2 separate regions of the Homo sapiens genome follow, and region 1 is linked to region 2. A link is a loop called in an ENCODE intact Hi-C map of the cell type or tissue named here. Cell type or tissue: heart left ventricle. All regions are shown on one strand. Links, peaks and the distances in the headings refer to the core of each region. The heading gives the core; the rest is flanking DNA.

Region 1 (2,920 bases), core at 173-2,672, 95 kb after region 2:
AATTATACAACCTAATCAAATAAACAAATTTTAATATTATATGTATCTACACATACAGGTGTGTACATATGACAAGTACACATATACAGGGGCCTGCAGAACAGCAAGTGTGCATTTCATTCTAATCTCTTGGATATTGGCTCTTCTCAATTTTACAGGGAAAACTTCTCCATGCCACCCTAGATGTTCAAAGGTCAAACCCCTGTATTGTGAAGACATTTATCTATGTTGAATTAATATAGTTATCATTTAAAACACACTTCTCTCCATGTCTACTATAATCCTTCCCATCACCTTCTTTAAGATACTCATCATTGGCCTAACCCACACAATCCACCCAAATATTCAGAATATGCTCTCCCTCAACAAGGTCCAGTCTGAGGCACATCCTAAAAACAACTCTAGACTGAATCAGGCAGGGCTGCTACATGATGGTACAGCCAAGTTTCATGAGTTGAGCAAAGTGAGAACCCTGGGCCCTCTCAGGCCTTCAACACTCTGAGTCTCCAGAGATCTTTCATTATTAAATTTGGTGGCTAAACAGATGTAGAAGTTAAGGCAGGAAGAAAGTGATGAAAGCCCAGGGCTAAATCCTGGAACTAATCCTGAAGCAAAGCTACACTAGGATGGAACACCAATACTACGTATTTTGTGCCTTGTCATATTTTTCTCACTGCCATTTCATGTTTCTACATTAAATATGCTTTCTCTCTCTCTCTCTGAAACATGAACATCAAAAACTCTGATATGGGCCATGCACAGTGGCTCATGTCTATAATCCCAGCACTTCAGGATTATTAAAGTCATTATAGACAAAAAAGAAAGTAAAGAGTCCACTTTAGTTCCCTTAGGACATCTCATTCTTACCATGTGCCCCATTCTTCCACATTTTACCCGAATCTCTTTACTTATGCAAGTTTTTGCCAGTTTTTGCAAACAGAAAACATGATGTGGTTCTCAAGCACACAAATAGAGATCTCAATGTCTCTATCACTGACAATATTTTTTTAAAAGCTGGCATGACATACTGCCACCTTTTATCATGGGTGGCATAGACTGTTCTTATTTGCACAGAGAAAGAATAGGTTTCTGACATCAGTTATTTCCTGCTCACTTCAGCGAGCGCCCACCTGCCTGCCCTGCCATGGGCCAAGAGCACACAGACCCAAGTGGGCGGCAGCCCACCCGCCACCATGCAGCTCCACGCCGCTGCTCCACCAGCTGCTAAGTGCACCGCCAGCACAGGCCCGCCCATGCAGCTGGCACAACTGGGCCTGGGCTGCAAAAGCCCAGGGAATACAAGGGCTCCCTACTTCCCAGTTTAATAAAAATATTACACTTAATGATGCTTGTCAATATCCTCGCCCCTACAAACCATGGCCTGTTTAAACCCCTTTCCATATGTTCTCTCCATATTTTCTCTGCTGCAAGCTACTCTCTCCTCTCTTATGCCTACAACTTCAACTTCCTCATTCATTTCCAGTCCATCTATTTACCAGATCCTATCAGCTTCTCCATGTTCTATTGTCAACAAACAATAGAACATCTTTTGTCTTTTACCTTCATCTTTTTTTTTAGACAGGGTTTTTGTATTTTTTTGATTTTTTTAGACAGGGTCTCACTCTGTGGCCCAGGCTGAGCGCAGTGGTGCAATCATGGCTCACTGCAGCCTTGACTTCCAGGGCTCAAGTGATTCTCCCACCTCAGCCTCCTGAGTAACTGGAACTATAGGTGTGCACCACCATGCCCAGCTAATTTTTTATTTTTGTGTAGAGACAGGGTTTCCCTATGTTGCCCAGGCTGGTCTCGAACTCCTGAGCTCAAGTGATCCTCCTGCCCCTGCCTCCCAAATCACTGGGATTACAGGTGTGAGCCATCATACTCAGCTTACCTTATCTTTAATACACCTCCACCTCATCTTTTGTTTCCAATGTCTCATTTCTTAACCCACAAATATCTTTCAGCTAAATTTATATCAGCATATTACACATGAATGGTTATGATTTTGCAAGTATTATTTATTTTATAAACAAACTGTTGGGAGGCCAAGGAGGGAAGATCGCTTGAGACCAGAAGTTTAAGACCAGCCTGGGCAACATAGGAAGACCACATCTCTTTAAAAAAAAAAAATTAAAATTAAAATTAAAAAATTAAAAAATATATATATACATATATATAGAAAAGAAAAGCCAGGTATGGTGGTACACATATGTAATCCCAACTACTCAGAAGGCTGAGGCAGGAGAATTGCTTGAGCCCAGGAGGCAAGGCTGCAGTGAGCCATGACTGGACCACTGCACTCCAGCCTGGGTAACAGAGAAGACCCTGTCTGAAAAATTAAAAAATAATAATAATAAGAGAACTGGTAAATGTAACAAATCTAGCTATTTTTCTCAATTCCCGTGGCTCAATGATTCCAATCACTATCAACTCTTGCCCAATTATTGTGACCACCTGTCTCATCTTACCTGGCTTTTCCTGGACAATCTGCTTCTCTCATGACTAGCTATATCATTCTCCTACTCCTTCAGCTTGATAAAAAAGGACTTGCTGCTTCTTGCTCCCCAGGACCACTCCCTGTTATCCTATCACTAAAAAATCGCTTGGGAGTCACATTACTCACTGAAACCATTCCTTCTGCAACATCTACCAACCTCCAGAACACCCTCCTATTTCCCCTACCCAATAACTTCAATTCTGCTTGCTCCCAAATTCAGCCATTATTCTCAATGACTTCAACAAAGATGCTCAAGAACTTTCTACACCCTGACCTTCAAAAACTCCTAAGACCTTCATCTGCACTTCAGCTAGCCACAAAGAAACAAAACAGAGCCATCAACTGAAAAGTGCTAGGCCGGGTGTGGTGGCTCACGTCTGTAATCCCAACACTTTAGGAGGCCAAAGCAGGTGGATCACTTGA
Region 2 (2,920 bases), core at 93-2,592:
CCTGGGTGATAGAAGCCTCTTTCGTTCTAATGAGGCGATCTTTCTGGGACCCTAGATAGCTTCAGGATAGGGGCTGGTCACCAGAAAGACAAGGCCTTGAGTAGAAGCCTAGAAATTTCAGCCCCATTCTCCTCAACCTCCAGGAAGGGAAGAAGGGCTAGAAACTGAGTTAATAATCAATCCATCATGCCTACATTACTAACCTCCATAAAAGCCCCTAAGTAATGAGGTTCTGAGAGCTTCTGGGTTGGTGAACACATCCAAGTGCCAGGATGGTGGCACACCCTAAATCCACAAGACAGAAGCTCCGGTACTTGGGACCCTTCCAGACCTTGTCCTGTGGACCCTCTTCATCTGGCTGTACAACTGAATCCTTTGTAATAAAATGGTAAATGTAAGTAAAGCACTTTCCTGGGTTCTGTAAACTGTTATAGCAAATTATCCAAACTCCCTCCCCCCATGATTTATAGCCAGTTGGTCAGAAGTACAAGAGGCCTAAACTTGTGATTGGCATCCGAAGAGGGGGCAGCCTTGTGGGACTGAGCCCTTAACTTGCAGGATCTGATGCTAACTCCAAGTAGTTAGTGTCAGCATTTAATTAAACTGTATAATAGGACAGCCGGCTGGTGTCCAAAGAGTTGGAGAAGTGTTTGTTGGTATGAGGAAAAACCCACACACTTGGTGTCAGAAGTGGGTAGAAACAGATCATAGTAATTGGTACCATCTGTCAACTCATCAATAGCCAAGGAAAACCACTTGAAATCATCTGCCTTGTTTTTTAATTGACTATTGATGTTGATACCATGTAGGATTTCATTTGAGAATCAGAGTTCCATCAAAAAAAGTTTAAAAGCCATTCTCCTATATTAGTTTCACTCCAATTTCTTCTGTTTAAACAACTATTAAATTTCATCTGTAATTATTTTTCCTCTGAAATGCCTTTCATGTCCATTTCATTCAATTTTCAGTCTTCAGGTCTTTTTCAGAACCTCATCACTTAATAAAATATACTTTGCTAGAGTATGATAGTAGTATTCCTGAGAAATCTCATCATTAAACAATCATTTCAATGAGGCAGGGGAAAGAGAGACTGAGATTAGTTTCAGAAGTTAGTTTCCTTCAGGGGAAAAAAATTTAATGGCTAATTAATTAGATCTACAACCCAAACGCTGCTGAGTGAATATATCCAGGCTGTTATAGAGTAAGTAGCTTTAACTCTCAGTTCAAAAGAGTAATGATTTCATGTAAACTTCAAGTTTATACACAATATTCCAAGAACAGCTTTCGAATACAAAATACCACATAAAATACAAGGTGGAAAATGAACAAAAATACTTTTATTCTGCTAAGATAGTCTGTTACTACTGCTTATTTTTTCACTGCAATCTTTTACTTTTTAATATCAGAAAAGGCCTAGATAATGTTAGACACTGAGCAAATTCTCCTACTAAATAATCTAGCTGAAGTCTGGATGATTAAAGCATAGCATCAAGTATTGCTTTTAGTAGCTAGCCTCCACTCACCCTGTAACAATCAAGAGCTTCTTCAGCCTTGCCTGGCATCGCATCTCCTTAATAACAGCACCTCAAAAGTTTCCCAGCCAGTCTCTAGCATTTTTGTCAAAGGCTTCTGCATAAGCCAAACTCCCTTGGATTTGTCACGGAATCCTAACATTTTAAAATAATACCTTTCAGGTTCCTATAAGTCCATTGTCTATTTCTCCTAAATATCATTTAAGAAAACAAAATGTCTGCAGAACAGGTAGAGCACAACAAGATTTTTCTATTGGGATAAAGTTAGACTTTCTCAGGACTCTAGAGTTAGAGTGGATCAAACTCCACGTCCTCCCCCTCTATCCATTGATAAAGAACTAAAAGTTAGATGAAGTGGGCAAGACCATATATGATTGATTTTTAAGGTGAAGAGAGATGAAGTGGGAAAGAATATATATGATTGATTTTTAAGGTAGAGTTCCTCCATTATGTAAGTACAATAGGCCCATATAGAATACTGTGTGTCTTCAAACAGCAACAAATAGGTTGTTCTTTTTGTGTTTGCAGTCATTTTGTTTTTTTAATTAATGCACTTGTCTCTTTAATTTTAACTAATCACACAAATGTAAAACAAGAAAGAGTAGGGGTCATTATTCTTGTATCAGATAAAACAGACTTTAAACCAACAGTAAAAAAAGACAAAGAAGGTCATTTTATAATGATAAAGGGTTCAATTCAACAAGAAGACTTAACTATCCTAAATATATATGCACCCAAAATTGGAGCACCTAGATTCATAAAGCAAATACGTCTAAACCTAGGAAAAGATGTATACAGCCATACAATAACGGGAGACTTCAACATCCCACTGACAGCCTTAAATAGATTATTGAGGCAGAAAACTAACACAGAAATTCTGGACAAGTGTCTAATTTCTCACTCGACCAACTGGACCTAATAGAGCTCTACAGTATACTCTACCCAACAACCATAGAAAATACATTTTTCTCATTTGCACACAGAACATATTCTAAGATCAACCTCTTGTTGGGCCATAAATCAAGTCTCAATAAATTCAAAAAAATGGAAGTCATACCAAGCACATTCTCAGACCACATTGGAATAAAAATAGGTATCAATACCAAGAAGAACCCTCAAAACCACACAATTACTAGAAACTAAACAACTTGCTCCTGAATGACTTTTGGATAAACAATGAAATCAAGGCAGAAATCAAAATATTCTTTGAAACAAACGAAAACAGAGACACAACCTACCAAAATCTATAGAATGCAGCAAAAGCAGTGTTAAGAGGAAAGTTTATAGCACTAAACTCCCACATCAAGAGGACAGAAAGATTTCAAATTAATCATGTAACATCACACCTAAAGGAACTAGAAAAACAAGAACAAACTAATCCCAAGGCT

The links. Hi-C counts contacts between places; a loop is a spot of excess contacts. Peaks named below come from ENCODE experiments on the same cell type or tissue, not always from the same donor. Only the 100,000 strongest peaks of a DNase experiment are listed, where the experiment ranks them.
Region 1: a loop joins it to region 2, with 2.0 times the contacts of the local background. A loop is called at or near these places in 4 of 110 quality-filtered maps.

Annotation. Positions count from the first base shown.
Region 1 is chr3:125,358,698-125,361,617 of GRCh38, forward strand. All of the region lies in intron 1 of ZNF148 (zinc finger protein 148), which reads right to left. Among named protein-coding and RNA genes, the nearest start is that of ZNF148, 15 kb to the right of the region's middle. In heart left ventricle, for the core only: no CTCF peak of the experiment used is centred there; a DNase peak (open chromatin) is centred at 1,164.
Region 2 is chr3:125,263,777-125,266,696 of GRCh38, forward strand. All of the region lies in intron 7 of ZNF148 (zinc finger protein 148), which reads right to left. Among named protein-coding and RNA genes, the nearest start is that of SLC12A8, 52 kb to the left of the region's middle. In heart left ventricle, for the core only: no CTCF peak of the experiment used is centred there; no DNase peak of the experiment used is centred there.